Linked DNA regions of Mus musculus: all the other regions are linked to region 3. The links are chromatin loops, found by intact Hi-C in ENCODE. Cell type or tissue: left cerebral cortex. All regions are shown on one strand.

The links. Peaks named below come from ENCODE experiments on the same cell type or tissue, not always from the same donor. Only the 100,000 strongest peaks of a DNase experiment are listed, where the experiment ranks them.
Region 1: a loop joins it to region 3, with 5 times the contacts of the local background. A loop is called at or near these places in 8 of 42 quality-filtered maps.
Region 2: it touches region 3 in a loop (2.1-fold over the local background); 2 of 42 quality-filtered maps call a loop at or near these places.

Annotation. Positions count from the first base shown.
Region 1 is chr13:39,181,273-39,186,272 of GRCm38, reverse strand. No RefSeq gene overlaps it. Among named protein-coding and RNA genes, the nearest start is that of 5033403F01Rik, 220 kb to the right of the region's middle. In left cerebral cortex, a CTCF peak has its summit at 2,479 (motif pointing left); DNase peaks (open chromatin) are centred at 2,244 and 2,476.
Region 2 is chr13:39,819,576-39,824,575 of GRCm38, reverse strand. A230103O09Rik (RIKEN cDNA A230103O09 gene) reads right to left here and starts at 397. Exons shown (of 2, transcript NR_167690.1): 1 at 170-397. In left cerebral cortex, no CTCF peak of the experiment used is centred here; DNase peaks (open chromatin) are centred at 438, 983, 2,394 and 2,531; H3K4me3 peaks cover 878 bases.
Region 3 is chr13:40,731,897-40,736,896 of GRCm38, reverse strand. It overlaps Tfap2a (transcription factor AP-2, alpha), which reads left to right and starts at 3,102. Exons shown (of 7, transcript NM_011547.5): 1 at 3,102-3,227. The coding sequence starts at 3,177. It overlaps Gm26688 (predicted gene, 26688), which reads right to left. Exons shown (of 3, transcript NR_125899.1): 2 at 3,117-3,486; 3 at 1,735-2,875. In left cerebral cortex, a CTCF peak has its summit at 2,903; a DNase peak (open chromatin) is centred at 2,795; H3K4me3 peaks cover 330 bases.

The DNA of each region.
Region 1 (5,000 bases), 1.6 Mb after region 3:
TAGAACCCATGTCAGCAGTCTCAATCAAGTCATTACCTTCTGCTTTTATAAGAAAAAGAATGGCCTAGTCGGCCATCACTGAGAAGAGAGGCCCCTTGGTATTACAAACTTTATATGCCCCAGTATAAGGGAATGCCAGAGCCAAGAAGCAGGAGTGGGTGGGTAGGGGAGCAGGGTGGAGGGAGGGTATAGGGAACATTCGGGATGGCATTTGAAATGTATATAAAGGAAATATCTATAAATAAATAAATAAATAAAATTTATATACAACAGAAAAAAAAAGAAAAAGAAATTTTGGTTGCTATGGGGTTCTTTAAAGCGTAGCATTCTATAATTGTCTGATTCTATCATTACTAACTGGGAAGGTGCTTTTCACACCTGGCTATATTCACTGACCTACCAAGTGCCTACGACTGACCTAGTAACTGCCATGAGTACTAAGTCGTTTTATCTTGAAATATTCTGAGTGTTGCTTTCCGTTTTCTTGGGGAAAGTACACAAGGCTATGTAGCAATTTGTCAAAGTCACAAAACAAGAGGAAAGCATTTTATTTATATTAATAAAACAATGAATAACTTAAGGGAGTACAGAAATGTAAAAAGTGATGAGTTTAAGAAATAGCATCCTAGCATCCTGGTATTCAACCATGACATGGTTGTCAATCTTTCAACAAGTCTCCATCCAGGTTAACATAGAGGCCCCATGTAGACAACTTCCTAAAAATAAAAATAAAACAAAACAAAGATTGCTAGGGGCGTTGCTTTGTTGGTATACTCTTTGGAAACATCATCTTCTATGTAGTCCATGCTGGCCTTCAACTCACTTTGTATCCCAGACTGGCTTCAAATCCTGGCATTCCCCCTGCATCAGCTTCCTGAGTGCTAAGATTACAGGACTGTGCTACACAACCTGCTAGTGGTTAGTGTCTTCATCCCCAGACTTCCTACTTTTTCCAGGCTCTCACCCCCCAGCCTCTCAGGTTAAAAGGTGCCCACCAAATGAGATGAAACCAAAGGTGTGGCTTATGACTGTGTTTGTTCTCATGTCTCCGTTTTTACCTTCATCCTGAAAGTCTTGTTCCTCACCTGGTAACCAAAGCACTGGTTGACTTGGTTATGCAAAGTGTATGCATATATTCAAACACTCCCAGCTGTGGGTGAGATTTGACTATAACATTCTGTTTTCTCACTTAAGTATAAAGTGATCTTAAGGCAATCTCGATTTTCCTTTCACTTATTCTTGCAGGCAACACATCTTAAGTATGAAATTTGCCTGTTTGACTTTTCTTCATCTAGGGTGATTAAGTATTCACCATTTTTGAAAGGGACAGGGAGCAATAATGTTTCAAATTCTGCCTGATGCCAATGGATAATATTCATTGCACATTTGGACAGAATGACCAGTGCTCGACCTCAGGCTCTCTGGAGTAAATATGACATTATTCCAAACAAACAATTGGGAAACTGGAGCTTAACATGGCTAAGCCATGGACATTTTGTCATACAAGCACTGAGATTAAACTAGACTAGAAGACATCTACAATTGAGTAAGTATAGTTGTCACAGAAGAATAGAAAGCAAAACAATCATTAAAGCCAGGAACATGGATGAGATACACTTTTCAAATCCTGTCATGACCGTGTGAAGTAAGGACACTATCAGAATGATTAATTAAATTAATCTCTTTTTATGAACTGAATCATTTAGCAAATCAAATAGTTTAAGTTATCCCTATCCTGTTTAAAACACAGCCTATTTCTACGATGCTCTGCACAAGTCTAGGTGAGTAGAGACTCCACATCCTGCCAATACACTAAGACTATTAAAGAAGACACGTTATAACCAGCTTTAATATGCTCGTATGTTTCATGATTTCTGAGTTTCTGAGTAGGATCCCTGACTTGAGCGAGCACTGGGAAAGGGATGATTTCAAATCCAGTGACCGTTTTTCTAGTGTAATTTAATTCGGATTTCAATTTGGAAATCCCCTCTCTCCCTGCCTCAGATTTTTTAAGGGGTTGAGGAGAGTGAAGATTAAGTGAAACCCTGAAGCTGCTTTGGTGCCTTGGCTTTATCAAGGCTTCTGTGTATTAGGCCTAAACAGCATGAATTTCTGAGGAACATGAAGGGGAGGGGAGCTGCCTTCACCGGGGAGGTGTACAGACTTGCCAAGACTGTTGAGTGGCAGTTAGCTTGGCTGTATGACAATAAATTGTGCACACATACTTCCCATCTTGCTCCTGAGCAGGGCAACAGCCCCACTTCAAACAGAACCCTTGCTTAGCCTCACCTGTAGGTTGCCAGAGCCTTCCAGGGTGGGATCTTGGCACCCAGACAAAACTCTGCCTGAAAACTCAATTTAGTGGTTCCAAGTTTTAAAAAGAATGGAAGAAAGAAAGAGAAGAAGAGAAAGTATTTTACCGGGCTTATTTCAAGAAAAAAAAAAAAATCACTGCCAAGTCTCAAATTCCCCATCTCACACTGCCATCTACTGTCAGAGGCCCAGTGTTCTGAGAAAAAGAGATACACCAAGCACATTTGTAGGCCTGGACATTTTTCCTGGACTTTCTTTTTCAAATCTGGTTGACAATTAGGTTTCACTGTTGCTCTGTTTGAGGACAATGCTGCTTTTCTTTCCCCCACTGTGTAGATTCATATACATTGCACAAAGAACGAAAGCACATCTCATGTAGGATCTTCTTACAAAAAAAAAAAAATTCCAAGCATTATAGTTCCCCCTTTGGAAGAACTATAGTCCAAAGATCTAAAGAGAAAACAAAAACAGCTCAAGAGGTCTTACCCGAGAATCCTTATCTTCCTGCTTTAACTGTAGGAAAACAAAAAACAAAGCTGAAGGATGGGGACTCCATCAATGTTGATGTGTTCTGTAAACTCTAACCATGGGATTTTGGCAGCTAACCAGAATTTCAACGAATTAGGTTGGTTGGTTGGTTGGTTGGTTGGTTGGTCAGTTAGTTAGTAAGGACTTCAGAAAATAGTGCAAATTCTACAATAGAATCCCAGAGAGCTGGTCTTTAGCATGGTTCGGTTAACTAGAGAAGGCTTCATGGCTTGGAGGATGTGTTTGGTGATTGCAAAGACTCCAATTTCCTGTTGATTTTTTAACAGGGAAATAATGATTCTTTCCTTTCCCACCTTATAGGTTTAATGGATAGGACTTACACACTCTCTGCATCTTGAAACTTGTATAACTCCCCATACACCCAGTCAAGAAAATAGAGATCTACAAAGGACAGATGTAGAGACCCCCTGCAGTGTTAAGCAAGTGTGTTAGCTTTATTCTTATGACAGCATCATGGTGAACATGAAGAGCCTTCAACCTCTATGCTATAGATACAGGTTTTGAACTTTCAAATACATCTTGGTAAAACAACTGAAAAATGGACTTAGAAATGAAGAAGCTATCAAACACAAAGCTACCACGAATAATAACAAGTGCAACCACGTGCACTGTTTTGGCCTCTGCTTCTGCATGATATCTGGGCCTGTACTCTCCATGGAGTGAACACTTCAAAAGCATTTGGTCAGTGATATTTTGACCGATGGATATCTCGGAAATTTTCTGCAAAACACCAGCCATCTCTACAGTAACATCTCGGTTCTCTCTGGAGAAGTTGCCTTACTTTTCTCCTTTAGATGACAGCCAGGAGGTAGCAAAGAGCTCACCGAAGAGTTGCACAAGATGATTTGAATACAACCCCTCTGGTACATGCAGTAAATTTAAATTTTCAAGGAACAGTTGAACTGCTATCAAATGTGGTTTGGAGGGGGGCATCAAGAATAGAACAATGTGAAGTATTTATATGTTATGAGTTGAAAGACAGAAAGCCTACCCCCTCTAAAAACAATAAGGAAAAACTGTCGAACTTTCCCAGTTATAAACTAAGACTTTGGGCCCACCTAATACAGAGCAAACATCCTTTTAACTTTAAAGAGAATTCTATGTATCAAAGGACAAATAGTTCTAAGTGTGGATATTAACAAACATGCTGGATATTCCAGTAGGAGCCTATGTTGACTTATTTCCACGTTAATTGTTTTTGAGTATTGCAAAACATCTATGCAAATGTATTTATATTCAATAACAATGGAATAGAGTAAGTAGAGAAATGATCTCCTCTGTGTATGAATTCATGACCTTGGCTTGTCATTCATTTGCTTCTTGGTAAAAATATTTAACACTGACTTATTCTTAATTCCTGTTGCCTTCCCTAAAAACTAATGGATTCTGCTCTCCTTAGCACTAGATGGGAGTAAATTCACATGACTAGGTCTACCTGTAAGACACAATAGAGAATAATCATGAGAACTGGAATAGGGCCCCAGCCCTTAGAGAGTTAGACATATCATAGAAGGCATCTAGAACTTGCTGCCCAACCTAGATCAGACCAAATCATGGGCCTTTGTAACTACTGCTACATCAGGATTGATTACGGGAATAGCTGTTTCTTTATATGGAAGACTGTGCATTGGGCAACGTGATGGGGATCAGCTACATCTGTGACCTCTGGCATGAGTGTGAGCTTCAAATCCATGGAAGGCCTGGTTTAGAGTCTAATTTCTGAACTTATTCAGAGTCTCTGACTCACTTAATGTCATAGTTTTGGTTACTATTGCTATGACAAAACATACCATAGTCCATCATTGAAAGAAGTCAGCACAGGCACTCAAACCAGACAGGAATCTTGAGGCAAGAGCTGATGCAGAGGCCATGGAGGGGTGCTGTTTACTTTCTTGCTTCCCCTGGCTTGCTCAGACTGTTTGCCTATAGAACCCAGGACCATTTCCTATAGAGCCCAGGGATGGCACCAGCTACAATGGGTAACCATCAGTTCAGAAAATGCCCCACAGCCCTATTTTATGGAGTCCTTTTCTCACTTGAGGCTTCCTTCTCTCAAATGACTTGAGTTTGTGTCAAGCTAACATAAAGCTATGCACTGTAGTAGGTCTAGGGAGCGGCCTAGGATTTACATTTCTAAA
Region 2 (5,000 bases), 910 kb after region 3:
CCTTTCCGGGAGATGCCTGCATACTTGTCGGGTCTCCTTGCTTGACTACAAAGCCTGCACAAACAGCAGCATGGCCCCTGTGTTCCCTGGCAAGCGTCCCACCTCTTGGCTTTGAGCTCTGCTGACATGTAGAGAGGTTTTCCGTGCAGCCATCAGGCCCAAGGCTCACCTTGAGCTCCTCAAGCAGGAAGAGGGCGCGGTTTGAAAGCCCCGCAGCTGGCGTGCCTGGGAGGAAGTAGAGGGAGGAGGGGAGACGACGCTGGTAGATGCGCATCTTGGCCTGGAGTTCAAGGCCACCGCTTTGGCTTCTGGGCTCCCGCTCCTGCCAGCCCGCGCCTCCATCCAGCAGCCCCGAGAAGTCTCAGCCTGCAATGGCAGAGAAAGCCCTCATCTATCTGAGGAAAGAAGCCACGCCGATGGCTCCCTAGTGGATGTAATTGTGCTCATTACTGCCATTTACATTTCATCACCCGATTACCACAAATGCCTCATTACTGCTGAAGAGGGTTTTGCTGGGGAAAGGCTTGCTAACTATTCATTCCTGGGCTCTGGATGTCACCAGACCGGCTGATTGGAAAAGGAGGGTGAGGAGGAACTGAGAAGGGGCGAAGGTGAAAAAGGTCCTCTATCAGATTTGATTAAAGGACGTGATTTAAATCGATATTTAATAAAGTGCCTGCTACGGCGGAACACGGGGAGGTCCCCGTGCAGGCAGAATCGTGATTAGGAGCCCCACACTGCCTGCTACACAGCTCAATTGGGTTTTGTGTCCTGGCCTGGCACCTGTGTCCCTCAGAACTGCGCCTCCAAGGTAATAGGTTTATGAGCCGATGAACAGAGCTGATAGCTTCTAAATGGATTAACTAGGTGTCTGCAGTCTGGCGATGAATGCATCAAGCCAAAAGGGGGAAAAAAACAGTGGGGGTGGGGAGAATTGGTTTGCATAAATGGGAGAGTGATAGGAAGTGTTGACAGATACGGTGCTCCTCAGGAGCCCCACAGGGTAAACACTGGCTCGGTGCCTGCCATTCAAGTGCTGTCTCCATGGGTGAAGATACCAGGCTGCTTAACAAGCCAGGCAAGTGCTGAGGAACAGGCTGATTCTGAAAAAGGCATCGACTGGGTTGGGCTGGCCCACTGGCTACACCGGGGATGTGCCTGGGCAATCATGGTTTGTTTTTTTGTTTTTTGGGTGTTTTTTTTTTTTTTTCCGTGTCTAGTATGGAGCATAAACATGGAATAGAATCGTTTGGCTAACTCTAGTCTTGGAAATATCTCCAAGGTGGTACTATGACTCTGTGGATCCTTACGGGGTTGGGTAACTTTTCGGGAGGTTAGTGTGGGGTGGAGTGTGGGGGTCAGTGTTAAGTGGCTCCATCTACTGTGAATACAGAAGGGGAGAAGGGCGCAGCAGGGACAGTCTTCACACGGTCGTTCTCTCTAGTTTTTCTACACCCTTCAGAGATGCCTATGTGGCTGGACTTGTGTATTTTTGTTTTGTTTTAAATATGAAATTGGAATTATAAATATAGCCATTTACATACATGGTTCTTATATGTAATGTGCTCATGAATACAATATTTTCCCATGTTAAAATTCAACTTATTTTTTCCAAATATTCACCAACGAAAGGATGCTAAAGAGATACAGTACCAATTTCTGGCTACATTGCTTAAGTATCACAATTTATTCCCTTTTTCTAGCATTAACCCACTGTAAAGTAGGACTCTACTAAATGACAAGCTTTCTCTATATATGTACCCAGTTTTAACAAGCTATAGTTTAGGAAATGATGCTATTTTTGAAATGTAAAGTGTGTGTATGTGTGTACTCAGGTGTTTTAAATACTATTTATGAAAAATAAGTGTATGTGTACTTAAAGACACACTTGAAACACCAAAGGCAGTTATTTAACATGAAATATAAATACTGAACGATTCCGTAAATATAGTCAGAACTCACACAATGGCATGCAGTGCTGTGATTGGCCTCACCCTAAACAGCTGATCATGGAGACAATTCTGAGAGACATCAGCCAGCTATCATAGTGGAAACTTGAGTGTACAATGCATAAAATCCTAAGAAAACTCAGTGGAGGATTGATCTGAAAATATATAGTTAGTTTTAAAATCAGAAATAAAACACAGAATTTTAAATGGCTTTATGAACTTAGGAAAATTATAAGCTGAATTGTGGGTTTATGGCAAGATATTGCTAATAATTGTCATATTTCTATTGCTACTACCTCAGTCACTCTCGTGCGTGATTCCTATTTCCCACAAACTATAAAATGCCAGCGGATGCTTAAGACATTCCAGACAACTGTAAATCTGCACACTCCCCATCTGTGTGCAAGATAATAATAGCAGGAGCAAGAGAAACTGGGAAAATGCTTTGTCTTTGGAAACTAGGGTTTAACAAAGCAACATAGAGATACTTAAGAAAGAACTCACTGAGCCACCTGAGTAGAGCTGGTGGCTTGGGAGGCCACATCCTTCAGAAATAGGCTCAGCCAGCTTAGGCATCCTTCCTCTCCTCACCCCACACCCCACCCCCATCCCTGCCAACCAGCCAAGACTGGTTAGTCCAAGAAAAGGCCTGACTCTAAAATACAATCGCTAAAAATAAAACTGAAACTTGGCAAGATGAATACCAGAGAACTGAAAGGAAAAGGAAAACTAAAGAGAGTCACCCTCCACGTGATGTCTGGGGCCATGAGGGACCACAGACGCAGTAGCAAGAGCAGGGACTGTTTCACCTAGTAACATGGTGGCCATCTTAATTTGCATCTGGATATTTTGAAGTTAGAAGAACGATGAAATTACACATTTGTTTTCTGACTTTAATTTTTTATTTGGGAATTTTATAAATCCATGTCATTCATTTCGATCCCCCTCTCCAGTTCCTCTCTCCTCTCCCTTACCATTTTCTACTCCTAAATTTATGTGCTCTTTCTAAAAACCACATTGTCTACTTAGTGCTGCCTCTACATCAATGAATATAGGACCACCTATTAGAATATAAGCAGCCTCTCAGAGGCCTCTTTGTGGAAAGCAAACAGTCCATCCCCAACAGCCATTAGTTGCCTATAGCTCCTGAGGGAGGATGGAGAATTTCTTGAGACCGTCCCCTAACTGTGCTAGGCTCTTTGGCTGGCTTGATCTTGTCCATGTCTTGTGTATGGAGTCATAGCTCTGACTTGTTCCTGTGCTTGACAGTGTTTTAATGCCTGGCGAATGCTGTTTTACTGCACATGTCCATACATGTGAACATTAGTTACTTTTCTACTGCTGTGACAGAACACCAGGATCAAGGAAACTTACAGAAGAAAATATTTCATTGTGCTGACCATCCCAGACTGTCAAGAGTCCATGATGGTGGAGCAAAGGGACAGCTGGGAGCTCAAATCTCAACATCCTAAGCAGGAGGCAGGGAGAGAACTAGAGATTGGCAGGAGAGCCTGTGCCCGACACATCTCCTTCAACAAACAGTTTCACCAGCTGGGGACCAAGTTTTTACACTCACGAACCTATGGGGACATTCCCAGTTTCATCATCCTCTGACTCTTAAAATGTCCCTCCTTCAGGATGGCTCGTGGTATAACTTTAACCAGGTGTAGTAATAGCCCAAGCAGCATTCTTACTGCTTAGCATTGATTTGGCTATTTTGGAACTTTTGTGTTTCCATAACGATTTTGAGATTATCTTTTCTCTTCCTTAATCAAGCCATGACTAGAGGTTTGTTTGTGATTGTGTATGCTGGGGTTGATGCCGGGGTAGTTCGTGCCTTTCAACCATTTCCCAAAGTCAACAGAACACGGTCCTAAAGCCATCCAGGAACTTCTCAATCAAGGTAAAAAGCAACATCCCTCCCCCCCCCCCAAATAAAACTGTCTCCTAAAAGTTATGCTTATGAGAAAAAAAAAAAAAAAAAGAGCAACCATAGAACAATGAAGGCCAATATCATACAATGTTATCTTAAAAGGAGTAAAGATCTTTCAGAAATCACTGCTCACAAAACAGGAAGTCCGTAACAAAATATTTCTGAAAATAAAGACACAAACCCAAGTGTTTCTACAAAGAAAAAAAAAAAAAGAAAAGGAAAGGAAAAACGGAAAAGAAAAAGAAAAAGAAAAAAAAGTTTGAAAATCAATACAAATATAAAAAGTTCAAAAGCAACTTAAACAATAGAAGCTTCTGGGAGGGAGGTGTACCAAGCAAAGAAGGAACAGAATTCTAGATAGAATTGAAAACATAATATCTCTTCAAAAATGAACAGTGAATTAGACTATCTTGCTGGAGTGACCAGACTCAACAGATATGACCCACGAGCTACAGCAGGATGACTGAAGGTGTGACATCTGAAATAAGAACAGGAGAGATAGCAAGCAGCTGAATCATAAGGAAACTAAACTCACGTGTGAGTAGGGAAGTCCCTAAAAGAAGAAAGCAAGCAATTCTTCATAAAGCAGCCAGAAAAGTATCCTTCTGGAAGCTTTAATGAAAAGAAAACGATTTCAAATTATACGTCAAAAGGCCATAAAGCATACCTGAGAAAATGAACCAAGGATCGCAAAAAGCAACGTATGGTCTAGTGAGAGTATTATATTTGTCAAAACCAAGCGAGTCTCTAATCATGTGTAAGATAAAGATAATCATATTGCCTTCCAACTTCATGTACCAATTATATAAGACAACAGTATTAGTTATAAGATATCCAATAAAATATTGTGAATGTAAGATTCTAGATTCATGGATGTTGACTTTTCCATGCATAAAGTTCACAGTTAACATCACACAAATATGTAAACACTGCTGTTCCATTTCCCATCTGCTCTGAATTTGTATCATTTTATTTTGCCTTTCTGTCAATTTTAAATTATCTGTTCTTGCGCATACAAGGATCAAGGTTGAGCCATTCTTAACATAGTTCCCCTTTCTTTATATCTTTCTAGTTCCTCCATGTGTCTACCTGACTCTATTCCTTCCATAGTCACCTCC
Region 3 (5,000 bases):
TTTTATACTCTTCCTCTAGTTAAACCTGTTAAATGATATTCCTTCCTCAAACTTAAACTGACTTTGTTTAAGGATGAAAGTTTCACACCAAACACAAACGCTAGAGCCTACGCCCTTCTCTCCCCACCCCCTGGGTACCTAACTCTTTGTGGGTGCTGAAGCCTGATGCTGTTATAGCTAAATTCTAAAGAAATCGGCAGGAGAAGGTACCCACTGCCTAGAGTGGGCTATGGTTGGGACCAGGCCTCTAGGGATTCAGGCTAGGTTTTGAAAGCCAGGGGTGACTAAAGAAAAGAGACAGAGATGTGGCTGGAGGTCAGGGCCTGCTGCGGGGAGAGCCTACAGTTGGCAAATGGCTGTAGGGCCTGGATCTGGGGCTGAGGGCCAGTGGTTTTGAGACCTATGGGAACAGATCTACCAGGCTTGGCCACTTGGGTATCGCTCATCTCGGTGGATGTTGACAATCAGAGAACAGAAGATCATTCCGACCCATGTTTCTTTGTTACTCCCGATGTCCCTGCCTCGGTATAGTTCATTCCCCCCAGGTCAGGCCTGTATCCTCAGCTCTAACTCTAGGCTCCTATCCAAGGGAACCACGGCCCCTGCCCAGCTGCAGAACTGACTGCAAGAGACGAGTTGTGGTAATGAAGCTCAGGCAAGCGTGTGCTTCCCAGGCTCAGGGGCTACCCAACCGACCCGCTCTCCCCAGCCTTTCATCAGCGCCCACACTGCGGGGCCGCGACTGCGGCCGCCCAGAGCTGGCAGGCCCAATCTACACGTCAATGGTGCCCTTGGCGGAAGTATAACTACAGTTTAGTAGCCTTTAGCTGATTTGGAGCCAGAGATCCGCCGGCACTGAGCTGCGGGGACAGGGGAGGGGATTGGGGGGGGGGTCGGGTTAGAGAGCAAATAACCCCTTAAGCGCCTTCCCCCTAGGTCACAACTGAAGGAAAAGAAAGCGAAACTTACGAGTTCCCCGCAAGCACCCTGGCGAGCCCGCAGGACGTAAAAACCCCTGCTTTGAGGCCTTGGAGCGGGCCTACAGGTCATAGGGCACCGGGCTGTGGCTGCCTCTGGGGAAAGTGGAGGTGCTGGCCCCTCCCAGAGACTGAGCTCTAGGTTTTAAGCCTTTTTACAGGTCAGTTGAGCTTGGGGGAAAAACCTTGCGGAGCTTTACTTAGAAATTGACCTTTTTTTTTTTTCCTGGGCAGAGTGGGAAGCCAAGTTCCTACACCTATCAGCCAAAGTGCTACTTAAATGTGGAAAGGCATCTCTAGGGGTTACCCAGGGCCTTGAGACTTTGAATTCACTTGTCAGCTCTGGTCTTGTCTCTGGCTTTTCGGGGAAGAGACTCTAGCTTAGACAGGGTCTTCAGGAAGGAGAATTGCACCTCTACAGTTTTGAGTGGAGGCTGGTGTTCTCTTCTCTTGCTTTTCTTCCACCTGTTAGCAAACACTTGGATTTGCCGATGTCTTCTTCCCCATGAGGGATTCACTATGGAAATCGAGGAGGCCTGGACATTTGGGGTGGGGGGGGGGGAAGGAAAGAAGAAAGAAAAGAAGGAAGAAAAACCAAAGAAAAAAGAATCAGATGAACCAGAGGTCTCTGAGGAGATCTGCTGTCGTTGATCCACAATTAGCAGGACAAAGACAGATAAAAATATTTTTTAAAGTGCTAGTGGGAAAACTCAGCCAGAGAAATCCCTCTATATCAGAGTGTCACATTAAAGTCTTTAGTGTTTTTTTTTTTTTAATATCTTACTTTAGAATAATTGCAGTAAGGGAGGAAGGGTCCCGGTGGAGTGAGTAAGCCCCTGGGCGGAGTCAGGAGTGGCCAACTTGGGGAAGGGGTGTCTCCTGCCTTCAGGTTCTTCACCAGCCGGCCATTGCGCCGCCAAAACGCCGGCGTTAGTAACATCAAGTCATAAAGGGTCGCGTCCTTCTTTAATTAAAAAGGAGAATCTTGGGAAAACTGGAGCCGATTTGCACAGGAAGAGTTGGTTCCTAATGTTTTATTTTGATGCATGTACGACACCGCATGGAGAGTCGCAGGAGCTCATGGGTCTGCGGTTTGGCTCACTCCAGAAGGGGTTGTGCATCCCCATCCGAATTCTGTGTTGTTGTCCACGTTGCACCTGGGAAACCTTACAGTCCAAACGCCCGGATGAATAGTCAGTCCGATTCAGCTTCATACAAACCGGAGGAAAATCATTTAACCCCCGGATCTGTCGAGTAACCTCTTCAGGGTACAACTTTTATTTTACACGTAGCAATTAAGAGATCGCAAACCCCAACCGAGCCACCGGAGCCGGCTGGCAGAATCTCCAACCTGGGGGGAGGGGGGAGCGCAAAGCTAATAAAACTCCCAGGGCGCTGCAGCCCGAGGGGGTAACAGCCGTGAGCGGAGGCGATCTCTAGTTGGGCAAAATTCTTGGAGTGACTTTGCTGGTCCTGGTTTGGTGGCTACGGTTCATTGCGAAAGGGATAATGATTTCTAATAAAATCGGACGGGGACGAAAGGCAGATAGTGGCGGTTGTAGTAAGAGTGGGAGGTGGGGTACTAAAAGTTGGTCCCTAGGCGCCGCCGCTGGTACCCTGCGTAGTACAGAGCTTTATCCAAAGCATCTTTGGCTAGCAGGACCCGAAGACAGGCGAAGGGGAAAGAGATGAAATTGGGGATAGGGGACGCTCGAACAGGGAGGGTGCTGGAGCTCTAGGAAGAGTTGTTGGGCTTGCAGGCTGGCATGCAGGCAAGTGCTCTAGGAGCAAGTTAGCGGCTAGAAGAGGCCTTTATACCTGGGTCGGAGCGGCCGGCGGCAGATTGTGGTCCTGGCGAGCAATTGGACTATTGTTGATATGCTAATGAGGCGATTAGGCTGTTCGCGAGGAGCAGGAAAAGGGAAAAGTTTCTACCATTAGAGGGAGATCTCCGAGCGCACACGGGAGCTCTCTAACCCTTCTCTCCTCCTCCCTCCTCGCCCTTCTCCTGGCCCTCCTCCTCCTCTACCTCCACCTCCTCCTCCCCCTTCCTACCCTTCTCCTCCTCCTCGCCCTCCTCTCCTCCTCCCCCCCTCCTCCTCTTTTGCTCACCGCCCGCAGCCCGCACTTTGCGCTAACCCAGAGAGTAGCTCCGCTGGGGTGCGAGGCGCAGAGGGGCAAATCCGATCACGCCGATCCATGAAAATGCTTTGGAAACTGACGGATAATATCAAGTACGAAGACTGCGAGGTAAGCGCGGCGCCGACTCAGTCATCCTTGCGGCCACAGGCTTGGAGATCGACCCTCCCTCTCCTCCTCCTCCTTCTCTCCACGCGAAATGCGAGTGGGACAAACTTAACACCCGCGCAGCTCCCACCCCTCCATGTCGCCCGAATAGCACAGGGGAGACGCTGGAGATAGTGGACATGGATCTCGGTTCTTTCACTTTTGTCTTTCGAAGCTCGTGTTCCACTCTTTCCCCTTTTCTCCTGGTTACTTTTGGTTCTGCCTGAGAGTGGAAGGAAGAGAAGAGCTTGGATTTAAAAAAAAAAAAAAAAAAAAAAAAGCTGGCAACTGGGCACGTGCCTGTGCACTCTGGTGTGTTTGAGCGAGATCCTGGGGGTGCCTACAGTAGCAGGAAGAAAATAAAACCATGTCCCCCCTTTCACTCCCTCCCTGACATTAATACCCCCTTTTTCATTCATTCTTTTCTTTCTCCCTAAAGACGTTCCCTTCTTGCATTTGGAGAAGGGCGCACACACTTCGCCCTGACCTGTAAAGCACGTTCGGCTTGGGAGCCCACACGTCAGCCCTTGGTGTCACTCTTTAGCTGCTATAGTCCTTGAAGTTCTAAGGAGTTTCTCCCGCCGAGCTTCGGGGTGGACACACCCCGTGGTGGTGGTTGGGTGTGGGTGCGTTACCGGCCTCTGGGAGTCGGGGACGGGGGAGGGATCCCCCTTCTACCTGCCAGTGCTTAGCGGCGGGACCCTGAAAATCCTGGGGCGACAGCCGATCGTCTCCAGTTGCCGATAGTCCGCTGGGATCAGAGAGAGGGCCGTCCCTTGGGAACCCATTTTAAAACCCAGAGCCTCAGAGCATAACTTTTGGGACAGTCAGGGAGGCATGAAAAAAGAACCAACGGCTTGTGCGGGGGGTGGGGGAGGGATGGCCTCAGCCTGTTGTGTGTGTGTGGGTTTTTTTTTTTTCATACCCCACTGAAAGGGGCTGATCAGCGAGTGGTGTGACGGAGGGGTGGGAAGCCCGTGATTATCCAAATCTGTAGTAGCCTTGACTTTCGCTGTTCTCTCTTTCTTTCTTTCTTTCTTTCTGTCTGTCTGTCTGTCTGTCTGTCTGTCTGTCTGTCTTTCTTTCTTCCCCCCCCCCCCCTTTCGGCATTTGGAGCTAGGGGTTCCGGCTAAAACGTCTGCTCGCGGGCGCGCAGAGGCAAAAATTCTGACTTCACTCGAAATTAGAAACTGGGTTTACGTGAGGGAAGTGTCACCCGCTCCCTCCCCCTTTTCTTTTAAAATGCTGGGTTTTTTCGCCTTTCTCCTCTCCGTCTTTCCCTTTATCCCTCTCCACTCCCAACCTGGGACACCAGGTGACAGGCATCCCTACCAATATCCCTGCTTCTCTGGGGACTCCTGTGGTGCGCCGAGAGGGGCCCAGGAACCCCATGTAGGACCAGACAGCTTTGTTTTCTAGACTAAGGGTGACTTTTGCCGGCAGGGCTAGGTTCTACTGTGACTCTTTAAGAGCAGTTTTTCCCCCTTAGGGATCTGGGCTCCCTTCTCTAGCTGATGGTTTTTTCACTTTCTTGGAACCCCGAAATCAGTTCGGGGTACAAGCGCCCTGAGTGGAAGCGTTAAGAATCTTAGTGTGGCTCAACACACCAAAGGAAACTCGAGGGTAGGGCGCGAGATGAACTTGAACCCCCCAGAGGGACTCTGAAGGCGCATGAGAGAGGGGTTGGAGAGGGGTGTGATGAGACCGGGATGGGAGAGAAGAAGAAGAAAAAAAAAA